Regions from separate parts of the Homo sapiens genome. Here all the other regions are linked to region 4. The links are chromatin loops, found by intact Hi-C in ENCODE. Cell type or tissue: PC-9. All regions are shown on one strand. Links, peaks and the distances in the headings refer to the core of each region. The heading gives the core; the rest is flanking DNA.

The links. Peaks named below come from ENCODE experiments on the same cell type or tissue, not always from the same donor. Only the 100,000 strongest peaks of a DNase experiment are listed, where the experiment ranks them.
Region 1: a loop joins it to region 4, with 12 times the contacts of the local background. A loop is called at or near these places in 73 of 110 quality-filtered maps.
Region 2: a loop joins it to region 4, with 15 times the contacts of the local background. A loop is called at or near these places in 16 of 110 quality-filtered maps.
Region 3: a loop joins it to region 4, with 7 times the contacts of the local background. A loop is called at or near these places in 12 of 110 quality-filtered maps.
Region 5: a loop joins it to region 4, with 3 times the contacts of the local background. A loop is called at or near these places in 3 of 110 quality-filtered maps.

What each region holds. Positions count from the first base shown.
Region 1 is chr5:77,013,343-77,019,834 of GRCh38, reverse strand. No RefSeq gene overlaps it. Among named protein-coding and RNA genes, the nearest start is that of AGGF1, 14 kb to the left of the region's middle. In PC-9, for the core only: CTCF peaks have their summits at 3,239 and 3,440 (motif pointing right); no DNase peak of the experiment used is centred there.
Region 2 is chr5:76,598,347-76,604,838 of GRCh38, reverse strand. IQGAP2 (IQ motif containing GTPase activating protein 2) reads right to left here. Exons shown (of 36, transcript NM_006633.5): 11 at 3,867-4,027. Among named protein-coding and RNA genes, the nearest start is that of F2RL2, 22 kb to the left of the region's middle. In PC-9, for the core only: CTCF peaks have their summits at 2,316 and 3,199 (motif pointing left); no DNase peak of the experiment used is centred there.
Region 3 is chr5:77,141,652-77,148,143 of GRCh38, reverse strand. It overlaps ZBED3-AS1 (ZBED3 antisense RNA 1), which reads right to left. Exons shown (of 3, transcript NR_182763.1): 3 at 1-492. It also overlaps a transcript of PDE8B not described here and the pseudogene HMGB1P35. Among named protein-coding and RNA genes, the nearest start is that of ZBED3, 58 kb to the right of the region's middle. RefSeq lists an enhancer at 3,286-3,580. In PC-9, for the core only: CTCF peaks have their summits at 3,236 and 3,435 (motif pointing left); no DNase peak of the experiment used is centred there.
Region 4 is chr5:76,865,424-76,871,915 of GRCh38, reverse strand. S100Z (S100 calcium binding protein Z) reads right to left here. Exons shown (of 5, transcript NM_130772.4): 2 at 1,632-1,750. Among named protein-coding and RNA genes, the nearest start is that of S100Z, 19 kb to the right of the region's middle. RefSeq lists an enhancer at 871-1,568. In PC-9, for the core only: a CTCF peak has its summit at 3,626; a DNase peak (open chromatin) is centred at 3,925; H3K27ac peaks cover 1,041 bases.
Region 5 is chr5:76,771,955-76,778,446 of GRCh38, reverse strand. No RefSeq gene overlaps it. Among named protein-coding and RNA genes, the nearest start is that of F2RL1, 44 kb to the left of the region's middle. RefSeq lists an enhancer at 5,088-5,587. In PC-9, for the core only: CTCF peaks have their summits at 3,488 and 3,693 (motif pointing right); a DNase peak (open chromatin) is centred at 3,687.

The DNA of each region.
Region 1 (6,492 bases), core at 1,509-5,508, 150 kb before region 4:
AAATCACAAAAAGTGCAATTGTAAAATAAGATTACCAGCATTAGAACTATATCATCCATTGAATGCAATTTATTCTATAGAAGCACAAGTCTAAGAATGTCATGGGAGTTATGTTTAAAGGACAAACATGCTACAGATTATTAGAGAAAATAGAGTAAGTGAAGTCTTGCAACAATTTCTTTGGTTATACTAACTAGACGTTAAAAAAAAAGCAATGCAAATTTTCTTTCAGAGGATCAAAATAGATACCTGAAATATCTATTTCAGGACAAAATAAACACCCTCTCCTTACTAGGTAAACAAAATGTGCTCAGAACCTTTCCACAATTCCCCCACACTCAGACGATCTCCCTGGAGCAGTTACATTCACACAAGTTAGAGTAGAAAGATAGGAATGTTCAAACCATTTTAATATAATAATAACTAGGTATATGATTTTAAAGTAAATTTATATTTTAATGTTTATAACATTATAACAATATTATAATAATATAATAAATATTAAAACAGTTTATAAGGTGATGACATGTTACAATATTATAACAAGTGTTATACAATACTGTTATAATAATAACAATATTATAACAATTATAATAATTTAACAATATAATGTCCAAATATTATAAAATATTACGACAATAATTATATGTTGGCCAGTCATGGTGGCTCATGCCTGTAATCCCAACAGTTTGGGAGGCCAAGGTAGGAGGATCACTTGAGCCCAGGAGTTTGAAATCAGCCTGGGCAACATAAGGAGACAAATAATAATTTAAAAAATTTTAAAAATAAGCCAGGTATGGTGCTGCACTCCTGTGGTCCCAGCTACTTGGGAGGATCATCCGAGCCTGGGAGGTCAAGGCTGCAGTGAACCATGATCACCCCATTGCACTCCAGCCTGGGTGACAAAGCAAGGCTCTCTCTCTCTCTCACTGTGTGTGTGTGTGTGTGTGTGTGTGTGTGTGTGTGTGTATACATACATATGTGTGTGTTATATAACAATTATAAGTCATATAATTAATATAGTATCATTTTCCCTTAGATTCTGTCTGAAAGGAAAGGAATGGGTTCTGAGTCTGATGAACATCAGCCTATCAGAAAAGAACAAAAGACTAGAGTTTGAGGAAAAGCAAGAAGTACCCTAGAGAAGGTTAGGAGCTAAAGGAAGTAAGAATTTTTTCCAAGACCAAAAGGAAACAAGAGGATACAGTAAAGAGGAAACAGGGTCTGGGGCTGGGTTGGGCATTAGGAAAAGGTGTTCAAGAAGAGAGAGAGCGCATTGCCCAGGAAGAACTGGGTGGGCAGATCTGATAAGGGACCACCATGAGGGCTATTGGTGCTCAGGAACTGCTTGGGAGCTGGGCCATCAGCTGCAGTTGGCTCTACTTTCATTCATGGGAGTGTCACCCCTGCCTGCACCAGGGAACTCTGGTAACCATCCTCCCTTGGTGCCCACGAGGACTTCATTCCTCCAGCATCCTCCCCCACTGACTCATAGGAACACTCACTTCATCCCCAGTGAAGCTGGGGAGCCAGCTTCACTACCCAATGCACATAATACCCCAAGACACTCATGAACCGAAGGAGAGGGAGAGGACTGATGGAGTCCTAGATTGGACCCTCAGTGGAGTGGGTGTGAGGAAGCATCTCCCACCTGTACTTGGGGGTGGAGTAGGGTGCTGAATTAATCAAGAAATGTGAAAGCATTTAACTCTGTAGGAGTCTTCTCCTTTCCTCCCTTCCCTTTTTTCCCTGAGGTGGAGCAAGTTATTGACAATTCTCTTATAATATAAAATATTTAAAAATATAAGAAAGGAAATTAAAATGATTCGAAGGAAACATTGGAATGCCACAACTACATATTTACCTTCTTGCTGTTTCAAGGAAGATCCTGGTCATGATCCCATCGTTTATTGATATGTACTTCTCGCCGTGTGTTAGTTCATGAGGATTCAATCTGAGATCATGATGAGTAAATATTTAATTACCAAAGTTATAGATTAGTTTCTTGGAACAGTCTCCTGATGAGCAAGGACAGAATGTAAGCCTAACAACTTCTTTATTATCATCATACACTTATTAAATATAGTCATGGCATTTCATTTGGCATTGAATATGTCTGCATATAAAATAGCCATGAACAAATTAAGATTCATCTGAATGTGTACCAAAACCCTAGAAGAGAAAGACAAAGTTGGATGCTTATGTAGCTCATTAGGGTTACAGAGGATTCCAAATAGTATAGAATTAACTTGATAAATGGGTGAAATGCTTTAGTTGTAACACAGACATGTGTTATGTAGTAAAGTAACAACTTCTAGACAGAGACACGTTAACTAAATCTCAGTTCTGTTACCCACATTAGCTGTGTGACTTTAGGCAAGTTACTTAAGCGCTCTGTGTTTCAGGTTTCCTCATATGTCAGATGGAGATTAAATAATAGAGTGGAAAGCTCTAAATTTAGAACCTAGCACATAGCAAGTTTGCAATGAATATTAATTATTGTTGTTCTGTTTTATAAATAGTGTTTGCTACATGCCAGGAGCTGGTTTAATTACTTTTCAAAAATAATTATTTATGTGCTAGGCACTGTTTTAAGCACTGTATTGATATTAACTCATTTAATTATCATAACAGTCTTGTGGGATAGGTATCATCATCATCATCACCATCATCATCATCATCACCTCCATTTCACAGAGAACAAAAATGAAGTCCAGAGATTAAGTAACTTGCTTAAGATAATACAGCCAGAAAGAGTCAGAGCTGGGATTCAAATTCAGACAGTCTGCTTCCAGAGGCAGTGCTCTTAATTCACATGTTACTGTCTCATCATCGTCATCATCATGAACCATAAATTCAGGTTTATGCATCAGCATGAGGCATTAATGTATACATGTTATTAATTGATTATTAAAGTTTTATCTACACAATAGATGGTTTAATATGATGCGTACATTATTCTTGTAAACTAAATTACATTTTAAGTGCAAAAGTGGGCTTGCTAATGAAAAAGTAGATATAGAACCATTCTAGAAAGCTTAAAAAGATTAATAGGAGCACAAATCTGCAAGGAAAGTTAGAGTTCATTGACAGTTCCCTGTCTTTTTATAGGATGGCCAACAGATCATTCTATTAATACATCCTACTTGCCTCTCAAGTTATTATAATGACCAAATGTGAAAGCGCTTTGTAAACTGTTTTTTAAAAACAAAGCTCTGTAGAAATGTAAGCTATAATGACCTGTCTTTTATACCCTACAAGATTCAGAACAGTATTCATTTGTGTGACATATACATGCATTCACATCCTTGGGAAATTTCTCAAGGGATATATAACATTCTGTCCATGTTGGCTACCACTGGAGAAGTGGGATTTCTGCTCTGACAGGGACTTCATTTCTCTCAGATCCTTTTTACTGAGACCAAATGACGTCTTGAAGAAGTAACACAAAACACAATTGACCAGAAGGTGGCAATAAAGCATTGACATTTTCAAAAGGTTTCAGGCACAAGTTTAAGGACTAACACGGTATTGTCTATCTGAAGAGCCAAAATGTTGCCTGGAGCTTCTAATGGTCCACATTCTGGGCCTGATGTTCTTCAGATGATTATGGAATTAGAGGCCTGTGTTCAACTATGAGGAGCAACTCCCCACCTTCCCACCATCACCCCAGGTGTCCCTACCCTGGAGGAGCCCAGACAAGAGGTGACTTGAATGTAGTGAGATAAATGCCAGTGCCAGGAATGCGCAGGGAGCTCCAGGAATGCTCAGGGTGCTCCAGGAGCAGGACTATTTATCTGAAGAGTATGTCCCCATCTTGGGGCATTATGGGAGGAAATTAACATGAAACTAAGAATCCCCACTTGAGTTAACTTTATTGTGTAAGTGGAATGATTATTGTGATAGTGTAATTATGTTATTTTTAATCCTTTGGTGAAGTTTTCCTATGTACCCATTTTACTGCATCTAGCAATGTGATGTCTTCTTGTTCTTCATCTAAGGAATGGGAAAGAATGTCGGGAGAAACGGGTGTACTCTTTAATTTGGTCCCCCACACCTTCTATCTCAGGTAATCAAAGAAGAGGATCCTAAGAAGACTCCCTTACTTCTGGGAGGTGCACATTAGTGCTGGATAGAGTAGGCTGGGCCCAGGTTTGTTAGAGAAAAAATCATTCTGACCCTTATTAACATGGTAAGGAGGATCCTAATCAGAACTATTGCAATAGGTAAAAGTGTCAAGACCATTGCAATAGGGGAGAGAGACTGGGTTCAACACTGAATACGACAAGAACAAGTGGAGATTTACAGCCAAGGAGCAGGTTGGGAGTAATGGTGGATGGAAATTTACTAAGAAGAGAAATCAAAGACGGGGCATTCTTGCTAGAGTGGCCAAACAAGGCTCTTGCTGAGGGCAGGAAAGGCTGATGAGATATCAAGGGTAGGGTATGAGGAATTTGATTGACATCAACAGCGATCAAATATTGAGGGTGGGGGATTCTCTCTAAATTGACTTTGTGGGATTCTTGTGAAAACTGGGCTATGCACGTTGAGGCCTAGTTGAGAAGAGGGCTCAGGAGAGATTGACTAAAGTTTGGTCAAGGAGAGAGTCTTTGTTAGGTCCAAATGTACAGAGAGCATCAATACCTTATTTTATTATTATTATTTTTTGAGACAGGGTCTTGCTGTGTCACCCACGCTGGGGTGCAGTGGTGTGAATTCGGTTCACTGCAGCCTTGACCTCCCAGGCTCAAGCAATCCTACCACCTCAGCCTCCTGAGTAGCTGGGATCATAGGGAAGCACCACTGTGCCTGGCTAATTTTTGTATTTTTACTACAGATGGGCACTTGCCCTATTGCCCAGGACAGTACCTTAATTTAATGCAGAATCTGCTTCATAAACTGGCAGAGTTTTGATCTTCTGCCAAGTGGCTAGACAGCCACAGAGATTCAGTGGGAATATGAATGTTTGTATATTTTGCCATATATATTTTATTCCAATATAAAATTGTTAGAGAATTTATTTGCATAAACTTATAAGAACATGTGTTTGGGTACTTCTCTTTAACAGCACAGTTCTTACTTCAATTAATCTGTATATATTGATAAGCAATGTACCTCACCTGTGTTATGGCTGTGTTGCTTTTGCTGGGAACTTGAAGAACCAAGCGTGTTTATGGGAGACGTGTAGGCTGGCTTACACCCTGACTTTCAAAAACCAGGTTAATCCTTAGCTCTTTAGCAGTTCTAACTAGGATGATACAATAGCTGGAAGATTAAAATATAATTAAATAGTAATCCATAGCCTTCTGAAGACCCTTATTTAAAAAAAAAAAAAAACCACAGAACAAAGACGTGCTAAGTATCTTCAAGTTTTTATGGGGTTTAAGTATGCACATGCTTATTAAACTCTTTCTGTGTCATTAACTTTGTAGGTGCCATTCTCTTTTTTCTTTTTTTTTAGAGATGGGGTCTTACTTTGTTGCCCAGACTGGAGTGCAGTGGTGCAATCATGGCTCACTGCAGCCTCAAACTTCTGGGCTCAAGCAATCTTCCCACATCAGCCCACCTAGTAGTTGGGACCACAGGTGAATGCCACCATGCCTGGCTAACTTTATTTTTTTATTTTTTATTTTTTTAGAAATGGAGTCTTGCTATATTGTCCAATCTGGTCTCAAACTCCTGGGCTCAAGCGATCCTCCCACCTCAGCCTCCAAAAGTGCTGGGATTACAGGTGTAAGCCATCATGCCCAGCCTTGTAGGTGTCATTTTCAGTGATGGCTAATGTGAATGTAATATTGGATAATTCAGGAATTAACGCATACTGATGTAGAGAAAAGTGGTATGTGAAGCTGTGTCTGCATCTTGTGCTCACTTGTCAAATTGAATAATGTTAGCTACAGCATTATATCACAGACAAAAGACAATAATTACAAAACAGCAGACAAAGGAGCTTTAATTAATCACAGCAGATGATACCGGTGAACCAATTCATTTGAAAACATGTAACTTGTATAATTTATCCTCCCTTCCTATATGAACCATGCCATTGGCTCACCAAATGATAGATGAAGGGAAATTTCTCTTTATAGAAAGATTTCAAGTGATAAGTAAAGAAGGAATGGTGGAATTAGAATATCAGCATTTCATAGCCCCTAATAAATTAATGGACCTAAATATCAATCATCAATATCTGCAAACCAGATATTATGTGTCTCTTGACAGAGGCCCATAACAATACCTACAAATTTGTCCTGCCCCAGAATTCTAAACTGAATCTGCACGCAAGCCTCTACCAATTTATAGGAAGTCAAATATTCTCACTTGAATGGGCATATCTCAGGTTTGATCATATAATTTGAGGACCTGGAGGTGGCCAAAGGGTTGTGGAAAAGCACATGTTCCCATTCTTCCAGCTTGATCCCTCTCAGAGATTTTTGACATGACTAAGAGGTTACCCACCCGCCCCCACTACCCAGCCAAGAAAATGAAGCT
Region 2 (6,492 bases), core at 1,205-5,204, 270 kb after region 4:
GGAAATGGTGGTAACAATTTATTTTCTGTAGCTGAATGAGGCCTCGCCAAGTGCAGATGTGAAATACACTAGTAATGTATAATAAATAATACTGACCACAATAACGATTTGGATTATCGGTAACTTGCACTGGTTAGTGTCCCTCACAGATGGAGACCATTCCAAAAGCGCAAAGTCCTTATGGGCATCCCATACACTTAACGTCTAAATGCTGACCCAACAGGAGTGAAATGAGAAAGTAAAAAATAAACACAGAAAGAAATACAACTACCCATCATTTCTTTAGAAATGAACAAAAACAAGCTATAAAGGAAAAGATTTTAAAAGTAACACCATTTGACCCAGTAATCCCATTATATGATTATAAATCATTCTACTATAAAGGCACATGTACCTGTATGTTTATGCGGCACTGTTCACAATAGCAAAGACTTGGAACCAACCCAAATGTCCATCAATGATAGACTGGATAAAGAAAATGTGGCACATATACACCATGGAATACTATGCAGCCATAAAAAAAAAGGATGAGTTCATGTCCTTTGCAGGGACATGGATGAAGCTGGAAACCATCATTCTCAGCAAACTAACAGGAACAGAAACCAAACAACACATGTTCCCACTCATAAGTAGGAGTTGAACAATGAGAACATGTGGTCACAGGGAGGGGAACAACAACATACACCGAGGCATGTCAGGGGGTGGGGAACTAGGGGAGGAATAGCATTAGGAGAAATACCTAATCTAGATGGTGGGTTGATGGGTGCAGCAAACCACCATGGCACTTGTATACCTATGTAACAAACCTGCATGTTCTGCACATGTATCCCAGAACTTAAAGTATAATAATAAAAAAAAATTTTTTTTAAAGTAACACAAGAGAACTCCACAGGCTTTTCCAATTGAGTATTTCTCTCCAGTACTGAAGTTACCAACTTTGGGAAATATTCCGTAGTTTCCCCAAACAGGTCAATGTCCTCTCCTCTCACTCCTCTCAGTTCTCTTCACCTCATCTATGGACAGACTAGTAAGGAGTCTACTAATCTAAGAGCCCTGGGAAGCTCTGAGAAGATCAGTAATCCAATTTAGTTCAGCAGATGTTTGTGAGCACTTACTACATGTAAAACATGGCAGGCACTACAGGAATATTAGGAGGAAAAAGGTGCAGCCTTTATGCTTTCAGACCAGTGGGTAAGACGACAAAAATTCCAAAAAGGTATAAAAGCAGAGCACAGGAAGGACCATTAAAGAGTCCATAAGAGTAGATATAATGGGGTTCAAAGCAAGAAGTGGAAGGAAACCCTTATTGGTGGAGCACCCTCCCTGGGACAGGCACTGAACCAAACACTAAATCCTCAAAACAGTTCTGCAAATGCAGAGTGGGGCTTTTGTTTCTTTTGTTTTTGTGCTTTATAGATGAAGGAAAAAGGCTTAGTTAGGGAGGGTCAATCTCAGATATTTTTGGTTCCAAGGCATATGCTCCTTTAACCACATCATGCTACCTCCCAGGAGAGATAACATCAGATGCTAGGGTGGGGAGAAGCACGGATATACCTCACAGAACATAATGTATGGTAGGCAGGGCTCAGAAGCTCCAATACTGTGTTTAGCTGAGCTGGGTAAAGGCACCAAGTTCCTGATGGTGAGAGGACCACGCATAGGAACACAGAGACCAGAAAGTACACTTGGACTTGGCTAAAGCACAAAATACGAGTAGGGATGGAGCTGGAGGTAAGGTCAGAGCAACATGCTTAGAATGAGAAGTCTGTTCTTAATTCGGATGTGAACAAGGAACAATCAAACAGAATTATGAATAGGGTTACATTTTAGAACAGTTAATCTGGGAACAGTGTATGCCCAAGGCTAATGTTAACCCATACAATACTTTTGTGAGAATTAGACAAAAGAATCTCTCTGGGCAAACACAGCCCCAAGAGTAGAAGCCACGGTGAACAGGGAGAGACTTTGCATGAATTTGTCAAGGTGGCCATGCACAGCACACTTGTGCTATGAAGAACCTGCACTCTATGGGGAGAGGCCCTGGACAGAGCCGTGTTTCTCAAACTTGATAATCTGCAAAACTGGGATTCCAAGATCCCAAGTTAAGATGCTGACTTTGGAAGTAAAATGCCAAGGCTGTAGAAGATCATTTGGGGCCAATACAAGTGTCAATACAAGAACCCAAGTGGGCCCTTAAATCCCATGTCAGTACTGGGTCTTCCAGATCCAGAATGTATTTAAATTAAAAAAAAAAAATCAAAACATTTTAAAAGTTCTTCACACAGAACACTCGAACTGTGAGGCTCCATCTGTAGGTCCCAGCTGGAAACTACAGGTATGAATATGGTTTTCAAATAGAATGGGACCACTTCTTTAAGGGTATTTGTAAATGAAGAAGCAGGCATTTTTGATAATCAGAATGGGTGAGTCAGGGGCTAATGTCATGTGGAGGACAGTTGCCAGGGATGCTAAATATGTGGAATAGTCTTGACAGTTATCTCACCAAGATGCCCCATTAGCCTGTAAGCTTCATAAGGGATTGACCGGGTCTGTCTTCTACTCTAGCACTGAGAAAGTATGGCAAAGCCTGGTTAGGTAGGAATGATTAATGAATGGGGAGAGAAAAGAAGTAGGATGACCAATTTAGGGGTTACTACAGAAGCAAAAGTGAGAAGTCTAAGTGAGGGTGGTTGCAGGGAAATGGAAACATCTTGCAGAGGTATAAGGCACATAGACTGGCTACTGACAGCAGGCTCTTTAGAGCACGAGGGTGCCCGGCTGAGGGCAGAGGGAAACTCAAATTGGGCTTCAGGTTTCTAAGCTTACAGGAGAGAATGGTGCCATTAACAAGTAACAGAAACAGTGGTGGTAGATATAAATTACCTTGGAAACACACTCTAAGGAGTCATATGAACCAGATGGCCAAATTTAAGTAGAACAAGAGAATTAGTTTCTCCAAAAAGACTAAAAACAAGGAAAACCCACCATCCTTCCATTACCTTTTGGCCATTCACTACATAGACAAGTGGTCAAATACCATTTGTTTAACCTAAGAAATCTCTGGTTTTTCCTTGGCAACTGTACATGACCCAAGAGAATTAGCCAACCTGCCTATTAGAGCCGTTCCAAAATCAGTAGCTGAAAAGAGCTTTTGTCAAGATCTGTGCAGACATCTCCCCCTGGTGGTTACAAGAATCCAAGATTCACTCATTTTAACTGGGGCTTTTATCTCAGCGACTCTCTCATCTGGCTCCCAATTCTGGCCATTTGATTTTCTCTCAAGATCCGCTATAGTGTTTTATAACAATGCTATCAGTTGTACTATCTGGTAGCACACTTCAGAAACATGAAATGAAAGATAAATGGATGTTGTTACCCACTGCCATGACCCACTGTGGTCTCAGGATTTCTTTGGCTTAATAATCAGAAGAGTGGAGTTTGGGGCCCAACTGCCCAATTTTAGGTCCATAACCCGGATTCTGTTTCTGCATCAGTGACATAAAAGAATTGGACTGGATGATTATTAAAGTTGCTTCCAACTCTTCTACATTCTGCGGTTTCCAAAAGACGCCCAAGGAAAGGTATGTTTCCAATAGTTCCTTTATTTTCAGCCTATCAAATAATCTTTGCCAACGACAAAGTCATTTATTAATTGCCACAGGATGATCACTTTCTGATTCTTCTTGTTCCCCAGAAGGAATACTGTAAACAAGGATACTAATTAGAAGGACTCTTAAAACAGACTAGTTTTCAAGAAACATGAGCATGGTATATGGATTTCTCCACCAACAGGCAAATTCCTCACTTTTAAGATCTGCCAAACATGCATTTCTGCATTGAAAGAAGGTTTGGAAAATGTTCCTTACCGTTCCACATATGCCTTGTCCAGATTGTTTAAGCCTATTGCGGGGCTTCTGAGTTGATTCTGCACAGACACAAGATCGTTGCTTTCCAAGGCCTGGTTTAGTAAAGCAACAGCAGACAACATTTCCACAGCAATCAAAAGCTCCTCGTGGGCCAAGTAGTTCTGTTGGAAAACATATGGCAACATAAGCTCCCCACACAACACACCTCATGTGCATGATGGAGGTTTACAATGCACATTTCAACAAACAACAAAAAGTCAAAGAACTTGATAGCTCAGCAGAAAGAGGAGTCGTGGCCACCTGCTTTCCACTGGCTTTAAGAACAGGTATATGGCTCCTGGGCTTTCATTAGATGATCATTTTTTGGGACTGGGTTGATTACAATGAAAAGTTACGATTCCACAAATATCTGCATTCCCATTGCTGATCCCTACTCCTAGCTATACTGGTTGCTTAAAGGCTCAGTCCAGCCATATAATTAAGCCAAGGACTAGATAACATTGTCACTGACTGAGAGTGCCAGGTAACATTTTAGCACAGCTAACGATTTCCAGTTTGAATTAAGGGTTAAGGGAAGGTTGGGAGAATTTCACTGAAAAGTTATAATCTGAAGCACAAAGCAAGGTCTTCAAACCAAGACTACTGATTTAATTCAAAAAAAGTTAAAGTGACATTTTCATAAATTTTAAAATAGAAATTTTAAAATACACTACCAGGTCAAGATATTTGAAGAAATCTGAGGTGATCTTTTGGTAAAGCAAGTAAAGCTCTCCAGGTTTTTTTGTTTGGTTTGGTTTGCTTTATTTTTATTATTATTATTTTTTGAGATGGAGTTTGGCTCTTGTTGCCCAGGCTGGGGTGCAATGGCACGATCTAGGCTCACTGCAGCCTCCGCCTCCCAGGTTCAAGCGATTCTTCTGCCTCAGCCTCCCAAAGTGCTGGGATTACAGGCATGAATCACCACACCTGGCCAGATCTCCAGGTTTATATGATTTAAAATCTGGATTTAGCTTATCCAAAAAAATACGTCTTAGATTTCAGAACACCCTTCCCCTTTAATATCTTCTTCCATTTAACCATTTTATATTATCTTGGCCCAACTTCAAAAGGAATATTTTTTTCATCATATTGAAGGGACATAAGGAGCAGGAGCATGAAAAAGAACCACTAAGGAAAAGCTGATACATATTTTACATTTAGGATATTACAGGTATTTAATATATAACATAATGTTCATCTTAAAATGCATTATTATATCTTTCTGGATCTCCACAGAAGTCTCGCAGCAAACTGATTTCAGAATAAAAAGGGATAGTTTAATCTTTCAAAGCAAATGGGAAGAAGGGGTTACCATCGAGAGCATGTAAGTAAATTTTATTTAAATATATTACATTAAATACAAGTTTAACATACAAAGTATCAAATTATAAGAGCAGAATGGAATCGTTTATAATTCACCTCCTCTATCTCTTTCAGTGACCTGTCCGTGGATACCTAAATTGGTTTACAGCAAAAAGGATAAGGAGAGAGGAAGAAGAAATGAGGTTGGACAGCCACAGGTTAACTATGGCCAGTTGAGGATGAATGAGTGTCCTCAAGCATAAGTAGCCTTGAGCTTCAGAGCCAGAGAAGTGGAAGAAAATATTAATGAGAGAACCTGAATGAAATTAAGAAAATAAGCTATTTTTCTTTTATTACAAATACTATATTTCTATTTAGGAAACATAGGGAGTCTTTTTAATTATTATTATTATTTTTGTAAAGATGAGGCCTATGTTGCCCAGGTTGGTCTTGAACTCCTGGCCTCAAGTGATCCTCCTGTCTCAGCCTCCCAAAGTGCTAAGATTACAGACAGGAACTACCACACTCAGCCAATACAGAAGTCTTAGTAAGCAAGAATAAGAAAACAAATGCTACCACTCAAGCTCTTTTGTGTATATCCTTTTATGTATTTTAAATTCATATATACATTTGCAGAGGTTTTGTCTTTATAACTGACTTCACTTTCTTTTTGCAAAAAACAAGATAATGCTATATATCTTAATCTTATTTTTCCCACTTAATATTAGTATGGATATCTTTTCCAGTCATTCTTTACATTATCATTTTTACTGGTTGCACATATTTCTCACATGTACAAGCACCATAAATGTTATTAATTTATAGGCAATCTGTTATTAATTAAACATTTGTTTCCTGGTTTTCAGTATTCTAAACAATGCTGTGAAACATCTCTGTGGCCAAAGCTATTTGGTTCATATCCTTCAGGCTTATTTTCTAGAACGTAACTGTCAGCATCATGGGCTTTTGATCTGTATTACTAAGACCACCCTGCAGAAAATCTGTATAATTCATACTCCCAGCAGCTGTGTAGGAGATGTTTGGGCCCCATATCTATCCCTACGCTGGGTTAAATCTTTCTAATCTTTACCAATCTAATTTTAAATCATAAGTGTACTGTGTTTTAATTTATATATTTTTTACTTCTGATTGAGTTTAAACTTTTTTTTTGTTTGTCATTTGTATAGTTCTTGTTTTATGAATTGCCTGCTCATGTTTTTGGCCTCTCTTTATTGTGTGTGGATAAGTGCTGATTGTGACTTTAAAGATCCAATGACTGTCCTGT
Region 3 (6,492 bases), core at 1,261-5,260, 280 kb before region 4:
GTTAACAGTTTTAAAGTATTTGACTATATAAGTGTATATAATGTCTTGTCTTGGTACCTGTGTAAGTCATTTTGGAACTGATACACATTGTTGCTGACCTGCTGACTTGCTTCTTTGGTATGAAGCAGCATCTGGGCTTGCAATTTCTCTACTTCCCTGAATTCTCTTTCAGTTTTTCTGACTCCTAAGCCAGGTGTATGTGTTTAGCTCCATAATGAAGGACTCCAGCTTCTGTGGAGTCTGGCTCATATTCATGAGACAATAGCCTTTTTCTGATCTTCATTTCCTGCCTGCGGACTTCAGAGATTTGGCTGGGGTCAGATCTGCTCCCAAGCTCATGTGGCTTTTAGAACATTCAGTTTCTTGCAGGTTGTCAGACTGAGGACCTCATTTTCTTGCCGTCAGTTGGAGGCTGCCTTCAGCTCCTATGCTATATGGCCCTCTTCACATGGCAACTTGCTTTTTCAAAGACAGCAAGGGAGAGAGAATCTCCTGGAAAGATGGATTAGAACATTTTTTTACTAATAAAAAAATTGTATTTACTTAGAAGCATTCAGAATTCAGAATGTCAACAAAACAGCTGCCACTTTTTTTTTTGCAATTACAGAGTGGTATTCAGTTAACAAAACAACAATTATTTCATATAAGCTGCATCAGAGACAAGTGAAAATAAAAAATCTACCATCCCCATGTATAACTAATTTGTGCTGTGCACTAAGAAGAACCTGCTTTAAATTTCCTTGCCAGTTTACAACCCCCATACTGTATCAGGCAAGGTTAGTGCCCATTGAAAATACACCAGGACAGGGCTATCTAAAGCCACATTCAGTAGTGTGTTAACTATACAAAAAAGACACTGTGCAGTTTAAAAACAAATGTTACACAGCCTTACATCTCAATGTCTTTCTTTAAAAGGAGTTGTAAACAGGGGGTTTAAATGCTTTCTAGACAAGAAAAAAAACTGTGCTAGAACCAACTTACTCATTATCATCATCATCATCATCTTCATCTTCCTCTTCTTCCTTTTTTTGCTTTTTTTAGCCGTGACAACTCCCTTTTTTGCTGCATCAGGCTTTCCTTTAGCTCAGTATGAGGCAATATCCTTTTCATATTTTTCCTTCAGCTTCACAGCCTTCTTTTCATAAGGCTGCTTATCATCTGAGGCAGTGCCCTTCCACATCTCTTCCAATTTCTTTACAACTCACCAATGGATAGGCCAGGATGTTCTCCTTTGATTTTCGGGCAATACTCAGAACAGAACAAGAAAACAGCCAAAGAATGCCTCTTGGGTGCATTGGGATCCTTGAACTACTTTTTCGTCCTAAAGGGGATCTTTAGGAGGGATATAGGTTTTCATCTGTCTTTCATAACGAGCCTTGTTCGCCTTTGCCATGTCTTCAAATTTCCCTTTCTCTTTAGCAGACATGGTCTTGCACCTCTCTGAGCACTTCCTAGAAAACTGAGAAGTTGACTGAACCATCTGGGTGCTTCTTCTTATGCGCCTCCTGACAAGTTTGCCAAAGAATGCATATAATAACACCTTGCCTCTCAGGTTCCATGGATCTCTTTTGCCCATGTTTAGTTATTTTTCCTCAGTGAGGCACAGAGCTTTCCAGTACCCACCTGGCTCTCACTTGCCCCCGTGCTCTCTCTATGCAGCTCAATGTACTCAGAATCTTATATAATATAATCATGTAAACATAATCACATATATCTCATCATTTTTTGCCAAATTCTACTAGTTAGAAGCAAATCACAGGTTCCATCCACACTCATGGCGAGATCCCACAAGGGTGAAACCAGGAGGTGGGGATTGTGGGAGCTACCCTAGCATCTGTCCTCAGTTCACCCTTTTGGCCTCCAATGATTTGTGTCCCTCTCACACACAAAATACATTTACTATTTCCCAAGGTCCCTGAGAACCTCATATCATTACAGCATCTGCTTGAAGTCCAGCATCTCATCATTTAAATCAGGTCCAGGTATGCATGAGGCTCCTTGAGCGTAGTTCCTCTCAATCTATAAAACTAAAGACAAATCGTCTTGCTCCTAATGCACAATGAAGGAATGAATATAGTAAAATAGTTATAGACATTTCTAGTTAAAAAGAGAAGGAGAGGTGGGCAATGGAAGATAAAAAGGAGTTACAGTCCAAAGCAGTTTTAAAACCCAGCCTAGCAAACTTCAGTCAGAATTCTTTGATTAGATTTCAAGGGCTGGGAATAATTCACCATAGCTCTTGGTTCCACCCTCTGAGTCATCTTTCCTTTTTTCATGAAAAGTAGCACATGTTTGCAGCTGAGTAGTTTTATCATTCTGCTTCCTGCCAGTAGAATTTTGGAGATCTAACAGCCTCCTTTCATTTTGTACTCTTTCCGTCCCTTTCAGTTTAAGTTGGCAGTGTTTTTGCTGAAATACTTTTCTTAAATACTTTGTGGGTCTCCAGTAAATTTCCCTTTACATAAAGGCCACATCCAAGGTTCTTTTTGAGCTAGGCCCCCTTCTACCTTGAGTTCCTGCTGAGATGGTTGAAAGATAACTCAATTAAGCTTCCAAAAGGTCCTATTATTTGAGAGGTTCTGTGAGATACACCATTAATCTCTGGAGAGGGCCCTTTGTATGACTGAATACTACTCTGATCCCTTAATCTTCCTGAGATTTTAACAAAAGCTTGTACAATCACTACTTAGCTTTTTCTCTAGGCCAGGACTTATCTCTATGCCACAAGCTCAAAAGTGATTTCTTAATTTTAACATCTTTTGCCATCTGGAGAGACTGAGAATTTTCAGAATCATCTTTGATTCCTTTTTGTTTAACAGTTCTTCCCTCGATTTATCACTCTCCTCTTGCATTTTACTATAAGCACCAAGAAGAAACCAGGTGGTACCTTCAACACTTTGCTTGGAAATCTTTTTAGCTATATTTCATCACTTTGTATATGTATCATTGTGATGATTCATTTGTGTGTTTCTGCTTTTAAGGCATTTGTAGCATTTAAAAGACTTAGATATAGGATATTTGTGATTTTAGAAGTATATATATATTATACACTATATATTACATATATTTAGGATAATCAATTAGTTTATAAACTAATATTTAGATATTTGGAAAATGTCACATTTGTTAAATGCATAAGTTTTCATTTTTAGTCGTTTAGGGAGTATTTGAATTTTTAGGAGAATACTGTTTATTAAATAATTAATAAAGATGTAAGCAGACTACAAATAGCAGTGATTGTGCCTCTCTACACACAGAGGCCTCTCAGACATTGAAGAATTTAATCAGATGTAAACATTCCAGAAAGATTCATGGGGGTGATATTGAAATCAGGGGAACTTAGAACCTGAGAGCCAGGCCTGGCTATCAGTTGCTGCTTCGGTGAAGAGAATGGACGGCGGCCTTGCAACGCTGCTGCCCTGACTCCCTCTAGTGGTTCGGTCTGCAAAGACTGCCTTTCCTGATCACCAAGAGAAAAAATCTTTTGCTAGGTCATCTCTCTCCAAAAAGTTTCATTTGCTTGGTGAGACAAAAAAAAAAAGCTCAAAAATTCTTCCTCCAACATTTTTATATATATCTAGTCTTCATACAAACATTTCCTATATAACCAAGTATCACCACCTACTTTGAACATCTTTAATGATTATAAAATGCTTCCTTCTTTTCAGCGGACACCGTCCCTATGACTCGTACTCATTGGTCCTGTATTTACCGTTTGGAGCCACGCAATTTTCACTGCTCTTCCACCTGACAGCACTTCAAATCTTTGAAAACTTTGAAAACAGCTTCTTGTCCCCGCTGCAACTTATCTTCTTCAGGCCAACACACGTTGTTCATTCAACTGCTCCTTCTTTGACCCAGTTTCCAGATTCTTCTGTCCCCATTGCTCCCCTCTGGAGGCACTCCAATTTCTCAACAGCCCCTGGAGACATCCTGACTGCCAAGACCTGGACCCAGTGCCTGAGATGTGGTCCTACTGCCCCACAGAGCAGTGGGGCTGACACTACCCTCCTCCTGGACACTTCTCTTGTGAATCCATGCTCTTTTGAGCAGATTTACAAAATAATGGACCAAAGGCTGAGATTTCTCATGTCTGGATTCTTCTCGTATGAGGCAACTTCACGTTTGCTTTACCCTCCATGTAGCCAGGAAACATTTTCTGTTCTTGGACCGAACTTAGTTTCCCAAATACTGATGTATGCAAACAACTTCAAGCAGACCAGGGCTGTGTGAACTTGGACTGCCACTGATCAGAGCGCTAAAAAAAAAAAAAAAAAAAAAAAATCCCTCAAGAAGGACCACTCCCTTATGAGATTGAGGCTTGGGAGCTTGAGAATGCACCTCTCATCTTCAAGCTGGGGACATCTGACTAGCCTAAATCCCCTCTGCTGCTGTTTAAACTCATTTCCTCTAATATTGCCCTCTGTGGACAAGAAGAAAAAAGACTTGATGTCAATAATGTAACATCGTTTTATAGTTTGAAGACTGATACACCTCTCTCCTCTGAATGAATGTAGACATTTCCCTAAAGGGCTATTTTTCAAAACCTTTCATCAGTTACTTTGTCTCCCCTGGCTCCTTTCCAATTTCTCCATAACATCTTCCACTTATGGGCCCCAAGACTGAACAGTATGTTTTAATGACTGATATTGGCTATAGATTAAGAATTATATCTGTGAAAATATTTCCATTATAACATAGCTCATTGTTACAAAGATCTACACATGTAAGAAATCCCTGGCGTATAACAGGTTACATTTCAAAACTTTCTTTGTAGATCAATTATTTGGTATTTGGGCACATTTTTCCATAAAAACAATGTTATATCTTGTATTTGGACTCTGAGCCTAGCAAACAAGAGCCAGTTTAATCCACAGAGCAATAATGATATCAGGTTGAATTTCAAGAACAGGAGTTCTCCGATGTTGAGAATAGAAGACGCAAGATGATGGGAATCTCTTCCTCCAGTTTCTCATCAGGGAGCCGCACATAGGGAACATTAGGAAAGGGATGGCTATTAACTTTGGGTGTCTTCTCACATTCTTTTCTGGCCCTCCCCACCTCCTTGGGTTCTGGTTCCCGATATCCTAGGGTTCCCCGAAGTCTCCTAGGGTGCTGCCTCACTCAGATCTTCCCACAGTCCCCAACTCTCCATGCCTCAATACATCTTAGCTCCTCTCTCTTATGATCCAAACACACATTTCCTTAATGAAGCTAAGTTTGGGAGAGGGTTAGGATGACAAGCTTTCCTTGAACCAGCTGCCATTGAGTAAATTCTGAGCAAAGCGTCTGTTTTTAAATGAGTAGCTTACTTATCCAAAAGACTCTCATCTGTGCAGTTTCAGGCACTGCCACAAAATTAAAAAAAAAAAAAGATTACATGAAGGGAATAATTTGGGGAATGTGGAAGCCATTATAATAAGTGTGCTTATTCTTCCTGCTTGGGAATCTATCCCAAATGGTACCTGCTTTCCACAGATTCCCTCCTTTCCCCCTTTCTGAATCACAGATTATATGCCCCAGATTGTTTTCAGCAGTTCCAAGATTTTTAAAATTGTTTTTATCTTGAGAAATTACTGAATTAAGGCAGATAGACAACCCCCTGCCACCAGAAGAGTACATACTGTAGGATGCCATTTATATAAAACTAATCTATAGTGATAGAAAACAAATTGTTTAAGCAAAAAATGGATTACAAAAGGGCCTGAGAAAACTGTGGGAGGAAACAAATGTTGATTGTGGTAAAGATTCCATGGGTACGTACACTTGTCAAAACTTATCACATTGTGTACTTTAAATAAGTGCAGTTTAGTGTACATCAATTATACTCAATAAAGTTGTAAAAAAGAGAAATGCAACCAATATGCAAAAAGACTAATTGGCATTTATTAACAGCTCATATTTGCCTCAAGGATTGTTTATAAAAAATGAACTAAATAAAACAGATAAAAGTGACATCCCCAGACACAGTTCCAGTTCTTTACTGCAACCTCCAGAAGCAAGTAGCATGAATTTAGTGTATATCCAAATCAGTCCACTGGTAATAATTTTACATACATATATAGTCTTAATATAATGTATTATTTCTGTGTTTTTAAAATTTATATCAATGACATGCACATTTTATTCCATGAATCTCTTTTCTTTACATTATGTTACGTGTTGGTATTATATAGATACTTTATACATGGATATATTATGTTATATATGGGAACAATCCATTCCTTCTAATGGCCATTATAACAATTCATATCCTAATAGAATATTATGGTAATTCATATCAAAATAGAACGTGAATATGTTACATTTTATTTATAAATTCTCTCTTTGATAGGCATTTCAGTTGTTTCTAAGGTTTCATAATTATAAGCAATATTGCAATAAGCTAAGGTTTTCAAAACAAATGTCATGGTATTGGCGGTAGGAGTTACTGGGTAGTAGCCACCTGGTAGGTATATAGATAGGTCTTCTATGAGTCAGATATTGGTAAAG
Region 4 (6,492 bases), core at 1,354-5,353:
AAATCAGTATATGTAAGGTGTACATTGGTTTGGCTCAAAAAGGCAGGGGTATGGGGCTTACAGATCACAAGTGGATTCAAAGATTTTCGGGCAGGGCCCGGTGGCTCACGCCTGTAATCCCAATACTTTGGGAGGCCAAGGTGGGTGGATCATCTGAGGTAAGGAGTTCGAGACCAGCTTGGCCAACATGGTGAAACCCTGTCTCTACTAAAAATACAAAAAAAAATTAGCCGGGTGTGGTGGTGCATGCCTGTAATCCCAGCTACTCAGGAGGCTGAAGCAGGAGAATCACTTGAACTTGGGAGGTGGAGGTTGCAGTGAGCCAAGATCATGCCACTGCCCTCCAGGGTGGGTGATAAAGCGACACTCTGTCTAAAAAAAAAAAAAAAAAAAAAGAGTTTCTGATTGGCAATTTGTTGAAAGAGTTAAGCATTGTTGTCTAAAGACTTGAAGTCAGCAGAAAGAAATTCTTGAGTTAAGATAAAGGGGGCTGTGGAAGCCAAGGTTCTTCTTATGTAGATGAAACCTCCAGGTAGCAGCCTTCAGAGAGAATAAATGATAAATGTTTCTTTTTGGACCTTAAAAAGTGTCAAATTCCTAGTTAATTTCTCCTAGATCTGGAAAGGCCTAGCTGCATTAATGGAGATTCTCTATAGATGCAAAATTTCCCCCATAAAAGACGGCTTTACAGGACCATTTCAAAATATGTCAGAGAAGTCTATTTTGGGGTAAAATATTTTGATTTCCTTCATGGTCTGCTATCTGTCATGTGATGCTACCAGAGTGAGGTTGGAATTTGGTATCCCAAAAGGAAAGAGGTACAATGAGGCCTGTCTGACCTCTCTTCCCATCAAGGCCTGGAATTCAGTTGTTCAGGTTTCTCTGGGGTCCCCTGGGCCAAGAGAGGGTCTGTTCAGTCAGTTGAGGAGCTTAGGATTTTATTTTATTTTTTTCTTTGTAGAAATGGAGTCTTGCTATGTTGCCCACGCTGGTCCCAAACTTCTGGCCTCAAGCAATCCTCCCACCCCAGCCTCCCAAAATGCTGGGATTATAGATGTGAGCCAGCGTGCCCAGCCTCCTCCTCATTTTTTAAAGCACTTTCCCCTCTCCAGCTCTTAAATGTTGTTCCCACTGTGGTCTCAGCTACTCCTATAATTTCAGTCTCTCCCAAGATTATATTTCTTGGCCCAGATCTGTCTGCTAAGCTCCAGAACCATCTATCCAACAGCCTGCTGGACCACATCTCTACCTGAATGTCCCACAAGCTTTTCAAACTCAATTCGGACTGTCCACTAAAGAAAAAAAAAAATCAAGCTTTTAGAAAGTTAAAACTAGTTTTACTCAGGAATCTTACTGAGGACTATAGACCAAGGTCTACATCCTGGGAGCAGCCCTTCAGAGGGGTTCTGTGAGACTGCTCCAGCAAGGTAGCTCCACCCGCAGCTTCTACACAGGCCTTGGGGGTTCACTACATGCAAAGTCACATCAAACTTGCAGAAGTTACATTAAAGCAGAATCACATCAAGGTTTGTGTATAAGAGTACATCTGGTATAGATTACAGAGGCATCATCCCTAACCCCATCAGACATTATGTTACCTATAGGAAAAGGCATTAATTAGGCTTATTTACCTATTAAGGAATGCGATGACTCAGCCGAGACACGGGACTGTATGCTGTATCCTTTGTCTTCAAAGCATTTTTCTGGAGAGCTGGGTGTCTACACAGAGTCAGGGGCTTGTGAAATTACACTGGCAAGCAGAAATGAGTAAATACGTCTTTTTACGTTTTCTACTTTATCTCACGGGACCTAAGCAAAACTCATCCCCTCAGTCATCTCAAACATCCAGTTCCTTGGTCACACCAGCTTCTGTCACAATTTTTTTTTTTTTTTGAGACGGAGTCTTAGTCTGTCACCCAGGCTGAAGTGCAGTGACAGGATCTCAGCTCACTGCAACCTCTGCCTCCTGGGTTCAAGCAATTCTCCTTCCTCAGCCTCCTGAGTAGCTGGGATTACAAGTGGGCACCGCCACGCTGGGCTAATTATTTTGTGTGTTTTTAGTATAGATGGGGTTTCACCATGTTGGCTAGGCTGGTCTTGAACTCCTGGCCTCAAGTGATCCACCTGCCTCAGCCTCCCAAAGTGCCGGGATTACAGGTGTGAGCCACTGCACCCAGCCACAATTCTTAAATACCAGCTAAACTGGTCCACTTCTCTCCATTCTTCACCACCTTTGGGGCCTTTTAATTTTTGGTCCCTATTACTGCAGTGGCTTCCTTACTGCTCTTTCTACTTTCTACCATGCCCCTCCATTCTCACGTCTATTCTGCTGTCAGAGAAGCTGATCTAAATCACAAATCAACACCCACGCTCCTGGCCATTCAAAGGGTTGGCCCTGCCTGCAAACTGACCATGGTGTTGGGAGCTCCCATTCTTCCATGCCTTTGCAGGTTCTGAGCACACTGTGTGGAAAGCTAATTCCATCTGCTCCTTTAAGATCAGTTCAAATGTCATCTCCTCTTGGACATTTTCCTGCACTCTTCCCAACTACCCACCCCACATCCCCCCATCTCTGATAGGTGCCTTCTCTGTCCTCTCCTATTTCCTACCTTATGTTTGTTTTTCTCATCATTGCACTTACCATACATTCCCAACATCACGTTTTTTTTTGTCTGCCGTATGTTCCCCACCCTCCACACTTTGAATGAGTTCCTTGATGTCAGGGTTGATATCTGGTTCATCTATGCATTCCACAGCATTTAGCACAGGGACAGGCATATGGAAGTGCTCAGAAATCCTCACTGATGGATGAATTCATAAACAAATCAATCAGAGAGGGAAACATAAGATTCCCCAAGAGTTGGCCTTGTCTAGTTTAACTGCCAAATAATTATTTGATTGCCTTTATTCCACATAAAAATTTGCTTCATCAAAGGGAGAAAGAGAAACAGACAGACAGACAACAGTCATGTCAATGAATATAAAGAGTTTGAGCTGGATGTGGTGGCTCACGCCTGTAATCCCAGCACTTTGGGAGGCTGAGGCGGGTAGATCACTTGAGGTCAGGAGTTTGAGACCAGCCTGACCAAAACGGTGAAACCCCGTCTCTACTAAAAATACAAAAAGCAGTGAGATGTGGTGGCATGCGCCTGTAGTCCCAGCTACTCGGGAGGCTGATGCAGGAGAATCGCTTGAACCCAGGAGACAGAGGTTACCGTGAGCCGAGATAATGCCATTGCACTCCAGCCTGGGTGTTGCAGCCAGACTCTGTCGCAAAAAAAAAAAAAAAAAAGAGTTTGAATTTGGAATAAAATATTATTTAATTCCAAATTAAGTTGTTGAAGTTATAGATGCACTAAAATCAGTAAATCTTACAGAGTATATGGGTCTCAACAGTATTATATTTATATCATATTTAACCATAAAATAATTTACTCGGAGAACTCAGTTGGCAGGTAAAACTCCTAATAGAATAGATATTGAAAATTGTAATGCTGTAATTTGATTCAAGAGATGAAAATGTGGCTTCTACATCTTGGCTCTTGGGGTTTAAAAGCAAGGTGATTTTCTCTTTGTTTCTACTGGGCTTTGGCAGAGCTAAATATATCCTTTGGTACATGCTGCCCCTTAGTGTCAATCTCCAGGACTGCACCTGGCAGCCCTCTAATTCCCAGAATGCACTTGAAATCCTATTTATAAAGCCCTTTCTTCAGGGGCTTATCTTTATATAACCCAGCCTCAGCCCCTGCCCTCCAGGAGACTTTCAGAAACAAAGGCAATGTCAAAAGGCTCAAAAAGAATCTGTCAGGCTAGAGACACAAATTTACGGGTGACATGAAATCCCAGGAGGGGGAGACACACCTGTTGATAGCACAGAGGGTTATCCTATGCACCTTGCTTGCTCTATTAATTATTTCCATTGCACTTTGCAATTTTGGTATGAGTCATAGCCCTTAGGGCGTAAAGGTCTGAGATAGTGTGCAAAGAATGGGAGAAATGATCAGATTTGGGGGGAGCTTAAAGGTAATGACTGTGGCCGGCCGCAGTGGCTCACGCCTGTAATCCCAGCATTTTGGGAGGCCAAGGTGGGTGGATCACCTGAGGTCAGGAGTTTGAGACCAGCCTGGCCAACATGGCGAAACCCCATCTCTACTAAAAATACAAAAATTAGTCGGGCATGGTTATGCATGCCTGTAATCCCAGCTACTCGAGAGGCTGAGGCAGGAGGATCATTTGAACTCAGTTGCAGAGAGCTGAGATCACACCACTATACTCCAGCCTGGGAGACAGAGTGAGACCCCACCTCAAAAAAAAAAAAAGAAAAAAAAAAAGTAAGGATGATTTTAGAGAAAAAAAACTGGTAAATATCCACAAAGGTGGGAGCAAAAGGAGAAAAGATATTTGTAAGTGAGGCATTGGTCATGGACTCTGAAAGACAAGACGTATGTGAAGAAGAGGCATCCTGTCAACCGGGCAGGCAGACACCCTCCTTAGACTGAGGATACCCCCAGAGTGTCTGAGCCAGGAACTGCCCTGGGGCCAAGACTACAGTCATACAGGAGGCTAAGTTGCTTCCTCCTAAACTCTCCAGTTTTTGTCTTTTTATGTAACCAGATTCAAATGTTCTATCATTTTCCTAGCAACAGCATGAGGAATCTCAGTGGGAGGGACGGACCTCAGAAGGGTGGACACTTTTGAGGGTGGTGAGTATGTTTATTATCTTGACTGTGGTGATGGTGTCACTGGTGTATACAGATGTCAAACTTACCAAAGTGTGTATTTTAAATACGTGCAGTTTATTGTGTGTCAATTATAACTCAAAGCTATTTTTAAAAGGAAAGAAAGAAGCTTTCCTAGAATCGCACAACTATGTCGTAGCAGAGCTGAGACTCAGACCCATGCTTGTCTGACAAAAGATAAAATCATGCAGCCATTTAAAATTAGAATTATAAAGACTACAAAAATGCAAAAAAAATTTCAGGAAAATGGTAAGTGAAACTAACAAAGTAGAAATTATACATATGCTGTAATGGATAAATGTTGTGTACCTAAAGAGGGAAAATGAAATAGTCCTGTGTTACTTAATGACAGAAATATATTCTGAGAAATGCGTCATTAGGTGATTTTGTCATTGTGTGAACATCATAGGGTATACTTACACACACGTAGATGGTACAGCCCACTACACACCTAGGCCATATGGCATAGCCTATTGCTCCTAGGCTATAAACCTGTACAGCATATAACTGTGCTGAATACTGCAGGCAACTGTAATGCAATAGTATTTGTGTAGGTAAATATAGAAAAGGTACAGTAAAAATATGTATAAAAGATAAAAAAAATAGTACACCTTTATAGGACACTTACCATGAGTGGAGGCTGCAGGACTGGAAGTTGCTCTGTGTGAGTTGGTAAGTAAATGGTGAGTGAATGTGAAGGCCTAGGACCTAGGACACTACTATACACTGCTATAGCCTTCATAAACATTGTACAGTTAGGCTGCACTAAATTTATTTTATAATACTTTTCATGGCCAGGTGTGGTGGCTCATATCTGTAATCCTAGCACTTGGGGAGGCTGAGGCAGGCAGATCATTTGAGCCCAGAATTTCGAGACCATTGTGGGCAACATAGTGAAACCCTGTCTCTGCTAAAAATACAAAAATTAGCCGGGCATGGTGGCGCATGCCTGTAGTCCCAGCTACTTGGGAGGCTGAGGTGGGGGGACCACTTGAGGCTGGGAGGTGGAGGTTGCAGTGAGCCAAGATCACTACACTGCACTCCAGCCTGGGTGACAGAGCAACACCCTGTCTCAAAAACAAGCAAACAAACAAAAATTTTTCTTTCTTCAAAATAAGTTAACCTTACCTTACTGTAACTTTTTTTTTTTCTTTTTTTCTTTGAGATGGAGTCTCACTCTGTCGCCCAGGCTGGAGTGCAGTGGTGTGATCTCAGCTCACTGCAACCTCTGCTTCCCGGGTTCAAGTGATTCTCCTGCCTCAGCCTCCTGAGTAGCTGGGATTACAGGCACCCGCCACCACACCTGGCTAATTTTTTTTTATTTTTAGTAGAGACGGGGTTTCACCATGTTGGCCAGGCTGGTCTCGAACTACTGACCTCAAGTGATCCACCCACCTCAACCGCCCAAAGTGCTGGGATTACAGGCATGAGCCACTGCGCCCAGCCAACATTCTAGCTTTATAAGCTTTTAAATTTTTTAAACTTTTTGACACTTTTGTAATAACACTTCACTTGAAACTCACACTGTACAGCTGTACAATTTTTTCTTTATATTTTTATTCTATAAGTTTTTTCTATTTTTAATTTTTTTTTTAACTTTGTAAACTTTTTCATTAAAAACTAGGACATGGGCCGGGTACAGTGGCTCACGCCTGTAATCCCAGCACTTTGGGAGGCCGAGGCAGGTGGATCACCTGAGGTCAAGAGTTTGAGACCAGCCTGACCAACATGGTGAAATCCTGTCTCTACTAAA
Region 5 (6,492 bases), core at 1,693-5,692, 94 kb after region 4:
TTTTTGAAATTAATTTATTATTTTTTTCAGACAGAGTCTTGCTCTGTCGCCCAGGCTGGAGTGGAATGGTGCAATCTCAGCTCACTGCAACCTCCACCTCCCGGACTCAAGCAATCCTCCCACCTCAGCCTCCTGAGTGGCTGGGATTACAGATGCCTGCCACCATGACTGACTAATTTTTGTATTTTTAGTAGAGATGGAGTTTCACCACGTTGGCCAGGCTGGTCTCAAACTCCTGACCTCAAGTGATCCATCTGCCTTGGCCTCCCAAAGTGCTGGGATTACAGGCGTGAGCCACTGGGCCCAGCCGAAAGTAAGTTTTAACTGAACTTGGAAGTATCTGATCTTTATCTGAAAGGACTGTTAACCATGGCACCAAGGACAACCTTACTGATTCTTTTTGCAATTCGAGTTCTAATAAATTTAAAACATAATTTCTCTGTACACTGTGTAATATTCATTTTTGTTCTCTTCAGTTTGCCTGACACAATTTGGGCCCAATACACTTTTGGTAAATGAGTAATATGAATAAATGGAATGGAGATCTCACAGTGTGAGAATCTCAGCCAACTACAGTAATGGGAAGGGGGCTGGTTTACAAGGTTGATAAAGAGATGCATTTTTATTTGTCAGCATCCAGAGGTCCATATGGACAGGGTTTGCCTTCTACCTGCTGCTAGGAATACTAGCCTAGTCTCTGTGATTTTAAAAATAACCCAAGAGGCGGCCGGGTGTCGTGACTCACGCCTGTAATCTCAGCACTTTGGGAGGCCAAGGTGGATGGATCACAAGGTCAGGAGATCGAGATGATCCTGGCTAAGACAGTGAAACCCTGTCTCTACTAAAAATACAAAAAATTAGCTGGGTCTGCTGGCGTGCACCTGTAATCCCAGCTATTTGGGAGGTTGAGGCAGGAGAATCGCTTGAACCTGGGAGGCAGAGGTTGCAGTAAGCTAAGATTGTCCCACTGCACTCCAGCCTGGGCAACAGAGCGAGACTCTGTCTCAAAAATAAATAAGTAAATAAAAATAAAAAACGCAAGAGGCTATGTTTTAGGTACATAAAGATATTAGAATTTTCATATTTTTTCAGACCTGTGCTCTATCCTACACAGCATTCAAATCCAGCAGGATTTATATGCCTGATTCTAAAAGTCGATCTCAAAGCTTACGAATCAACCCCCATCCTAGTTAACCCATTATGGCTTTATCATCCCTGAACTTATCTAACATCCTACTCCTTTTTTTTTTTTTTTTTTTTTTGAAACAGTGTTTCACTGTCATACCCCAGGCTGGAGTGCAATGGCACAATATCGGCTCACTGCAACCTCCACATCCCGGGTTCAAGCAATTCTCCTGCCTCAGCCTCCCGAGTAGCTGGGATTACAGGCACGCGCCTCCACGCCCGGCTAATTTTTGTATTTTTAGTAGAGATGGGGTTTCACCATGATGGCAGGGCTGGTCTTGAACTCCTGACCTCAAGTGATCCGCCCACCTCGGCCTCCCAACGTGCTAGGATTATAGGCATGAGCCACTGCGCCTGGCCCTAATATCCTACTCTTATATTTATGTTTGTTCTAGAAACAATTTTGGGTGAAATTTTATGTTTACTAAAGATAGACAAAAATCACCCATAACCCGGCTACCCCATCTCAGGGGGTGTATAGCCATCACTGACCTTTGAATTTGTCGTGAAAGCCTGGAAAGATGTCAATGGTACCTAAAAGACATACGATGGAAGATTTTTTTTTTAACTTAGAAAGGCTCAACTTAAAGCTTATATTGGAAAAAGTAAATTATTCTTAATTCAGAGCACAAACCAGTCAAATCTGCCAATCATCAACAGATGGCATCTTTCACACATTGTACATGCCACAGTCTAAAACAAAATTTGCAAATTGACTATAAGAGTAAAAATTTGAGCCCACACACTGCTTTTTATTTTTTCACTCATTGTATATAAGATGAGTTTTAAGTATATTCTGGTTACTAGTTTAGGTCCAGTGGATACAGCAATGAACACAACCACTATCAAAGCTTTTATGTAAACTGATGTTTTGGGCAACACAGACAATAAAAAAGATAAGTGAAATTTTAGTGCATTAAATTGTATTAAGAGCGAAGAAGAGAAAACAACGCAGGTAAGTGGTAGATTAAATTTTAGCCTGTGGCCAGGAAGTGTCACTAAGATATCTTTGTGGCCGGACAAGGTGGCTCACACCTGTAATCCCAACATGTGGGGAGGTTGAGGCGGGAGGATCTCCTGTCCAGGATTTTGAAACCAGCCTGAGCAACATGGGCAGATTCCACCTGTACAAAAAATAAAAACATTAGCCAGGCATGGTGGCCGGTGCCTGCAGTCCCAGCTACTTCGGAGGCTGAGGTGGGAAGATCTGCTTGAGCCTAGGAGTTCAAGGCTGCAGTGAGCTGTGATCCTGCCACTGCCCTCCAGCCTGGGTGACAGAGTAAGACTCTGTCTCACAAAAAAAGAAGGAAAAAAAAAAAAGAAGTCTCTTGAAGAGAGGTAGGAAGGCAGTGAGGGAGCCAGCAATGCAGACTCTAATGAGAAGGGCATCTTGGGCCCAGGGAAGTGGGTGTGAAGAGGCCAGAGTATGCAGATGATTGAAAAGGTCAGTGTGGCTGGTGCTGGGAGAAGGAGGGATTGGAGGAGGAGATGAGGACAGAGAAGAGGGGTGGTGAAGATTAAACGTGGCCTTGTAGGTCATCGTAGGGCTTTGGCTTTCGCTCTGAATGAGAGTTAAAGCCATTTGACAGTTGGTTGCAGATATTATGACATTTTATCCCTAAAAACTTCAGCATGCATCTCTTAAAATAAGGACACTCTATGTAGATATTCATTAGTAGAAGTTTGCTTTTTAAAAATTATTATCATTGGCCGAGAGCTGTGGCTCATGCCTGTAATCCCAGCACTTTCGGAGGCCGAGGCGATTGGATCACTTGAGGTAAGGAGTTTGAGACCAGCCTGGCCAACATGGCGAAACCCTGTCTCTACTAAAAATACAAAAATTAGCCAGGTGTGGTGGTGTGGGCCTGTAATCCCAGCTACTTGGGAGGCTGAGACAAAATTGCTTGAACCCAGGAGGTGGAGGTTGCAGTGAGCTGAGATCGTGCCACTGCACTCCAGCCTGGGCAACAGGGCAAGACTCCATCTCAAAAAAACAAAACAAAACAAAATTATCATTATTTATTTAGAGATAGAGTCTCACTCTGATCCAGGCTGATATACAGTGGTACAATCATCACTCACTGCAGCCTCGGCCTCTAGGCTCTAGTAATCCTCCCACCTCAGCCTCCTACGTAGCTGGGACCAGACACCTGCCACCACACCTGGTTAATTTTTTTTTTAACTTTTTGTAGAGACGGTGCCTCACTGTGTTGTCTGTCTCGAACTTCTGCACTTAAGTGACCCTCCTGCCTCAGCTCCCATACAGGTGTCGGTCCCAGGCTTGAAAATTACTTAATATTCCCAAATCATCTAATATCCATCTTACGTTCAAATTTCCCAAATTGTTATGTAAATAATTTTGGAAATCATATCTATTGATTAAAGAACGTAAATAAATACACGTGCCTGACACTGCCTTCATGCAGTCTTTCCAAGTGCAGATTTCTTTTTTAACTTCACCCTGGAACGTAGCTCAGGAAGGTGATGCAGTTTGCCTAGTGGACAGTAGGGGGCGCCACAAGCCCGTTATGCTATTTGCCAGCATTGGTGACTTCCGTAGTGGAGGAGTGGGTGCCCAGGGTTCTGGGTAATTTTCACAGTGTCACACAAGACCTGTGATTTCAGGGTGCGCTCAGAACCCCACAATGTCACCATTTCTGTAAAGGAGGTCATAAAGACTTCAAAGCAGAATTGAATTTTATTCTGTTAAAAGCCAGCTCAAGCCATGCAGTACTTTTTGGGGTGATTTTCAAAACTGTGCTGTGAAATCAAATTAACAAAAAGCTATAATTCACTGAACTAACCACTTAAAGGAAATGACCGTAATCATTTCTCAAAAGCAAACTGAGAAATGCTTGGGAAATTTGTTTTCTTTAAAATTTTACTTTTTACTTTTTTTTTTTTTTTTTTTTTTTTTTTTTTTGAGACGGAGTCTCGCTCTGTCGCCCAGGCTGGAGTGCAGTGGCGCGATCTCAGCTAACTGCAAGCTCCGCCTCCCGGGTTCACGCCATTCTCCTGCCTCAGCCTCCCAAGTAGCTGGGACTACAGGCGCCCACCACCACGCCCGGCTAATTTTTTGTATTTTTAGTAGAGACGGGGTTTCACCGTGTTAGCCAGGATGGTCTCAGTCTCCTGACCTCGTGATCCACCCGCCTCGGCCTCCCAAAGTGCTGGGATTACAGGCGTGAACACCGCGCCCAGCTTAGGCATTACCTTTCTTTCTTTTTCTTTTTTTTTTTGAGATGGAGTTTAGCTCTTGTTGCCCAGGCTGGTATGCAATGGCGTGATCTCGGCTCACCGCAACTTCCGCCTCCCGGGTTCAAGCAACTCTCCTGCCTCAGCATCCCGAGTAGCTGGGATTACAGGCATGCGCCACCACGCCCTGCTGATTTTGTATTTTTAGTAGAGACGGGGTTTCTCCATTTTGGTAGGGCTGGTCTCAAACTCCCAACCTCAGGTGATCCGCCCGCCTCAGCTTCCCAAAGTGCTGCGATTACAGGTGTGAGCCACTGCGCCAGGCGGCATTACCTTTCTTAATGAAAGAAACATGCTTTTGCCACCACATTCTTCCAGATTGGTTTTTTGTTTTTGTTTTTTCAGTTCCTTACTTGCTTTATATATTGCCTGGAATCCAGTATATTTCTTCTTGCAAGTAAGTATTCCTGCAGCCCACAGACATTCGTTTGTGTTTTTCTTTCTTTCTTTTTTTTTTTTTTTTTTTTTTGAGACGGAGTTTTTCTCTTGTTGCCCAGGCTGGAGAGGCTGGAGTGCAGTGGCGCAATTTCGGCTCACTGCAACCTCTGCCTCCCGGGTTCAAGCGATTCTCCTGCCTCAGCCTCCTGAGTAGCTGGAATTACAGGCGCCCGCCACCATGCCCAGCTAATTTTTTGTATTTTTAGTAGAGATGGGGTTTCACCATGTTGGCTAGGCTGGTCTTGAACTCCTGATCTCAGGTGATCCATCCGCCTCGGCCTCCCAAAGTGCTGGGATTACACACATGAGCCACCACACCCGGCCCTCGTTTGTGTTTTTCATTCCTTTTTTTTTTTTTTTTTTTTTTTTTTTTTGAGATTGAGTCTCATTCTGTCGCCCAGGCTGGAGTGCAGTGGCACGATCTTGGGTCACTGCAACCTCTGCCTCCCAGGTTCAAGCACTCCTCCTGCCTCAGCCTCCCCAGTAGCTGGGACTACAAACACACACCACCATGCCCAGCTAATTTTTGTATTTTTGGAAGAGACAGGGTTTCACTATGTTGGCCAGGCTGGTCTCGAACTGCACCTCATGATCTGCCCGCCTCGGCCTCCCAAAGTGCTGGGTTTACAGGCGTGAGCCACGCAACTGGCCTGTTTGTTTTTTTGAGATGGGGTCTCTGTTGTCCAGGCTGGACTTGGCTCACTGCAGCCCCAACTTCCCGAGTTCATGTGATCCTCCCACTTCAGCCTCCCTAGCAGCTGGCACTACAGGTGTGCGCCACCAACCTGGCTAATTTTTTTGTATTTTTGGTAGAGATGGGGTTTCACCATGTTGCCCAGTCTTGTCTCGAACTCCTGGGCTCAAGCGATCTGCCTGCCTTAGTCTCCCAAAGTGCTGGGATTATAGGCGTGAGCCACCAAGCCCGGCCTGACATCTGACATTTGTTATAATTTGTATAGCTCTCAACCTGGCTTGTTTCTTCATTGCCTCATATTTTTCTTTCTCAATTTCCTCCCCCACTCCACTCCCCGCTCCTTTTTTTTTTATTGAAGTGCATCCTCAAGGAACTTCATTAAGAAAGAGTATGTAGTAAGTAAACGTGCTGAATCCTGGCAGTTTGAAAATGTCATTATCTGCCTTTACTTTTGATACCTGGTTTAGATGATAAGGAATTCTAGGTCCTAAAAAATTATCCACAGCATTTTGAAAATCTCGGTGTTTAGCATCCTATTTTCAGTCCCTTTCTCTGTTTTCCTCTCCTCTCATGCAGACTCCAGTCCACACCCTGTCTGGGCGGAGAAGTCTCACTCCTCCAGAGTCTGCTCCCACACATAACCCCCTACTCCACTCCCTCTGTCTACAATTCATGTTCTCTTTTCATCTCCCAGAAATGTGTTGAAATCTCTCAACTGCTGATGCCCAAATCATGCCTCATCATCTTTGTGACTATGGATTTATACTCTTTTAAATTCTTTATCGCTTCATTAGTATCTTAAGAAGAATGACAAACCTACATGCTAAGTTTACCTTCTTGAATTGGAATCTGTTTTATATAAATATAGGTTGTTGGGGTTTTTTTTTGCCTTTTTATTTGTTTTCATAAATACAAGTACT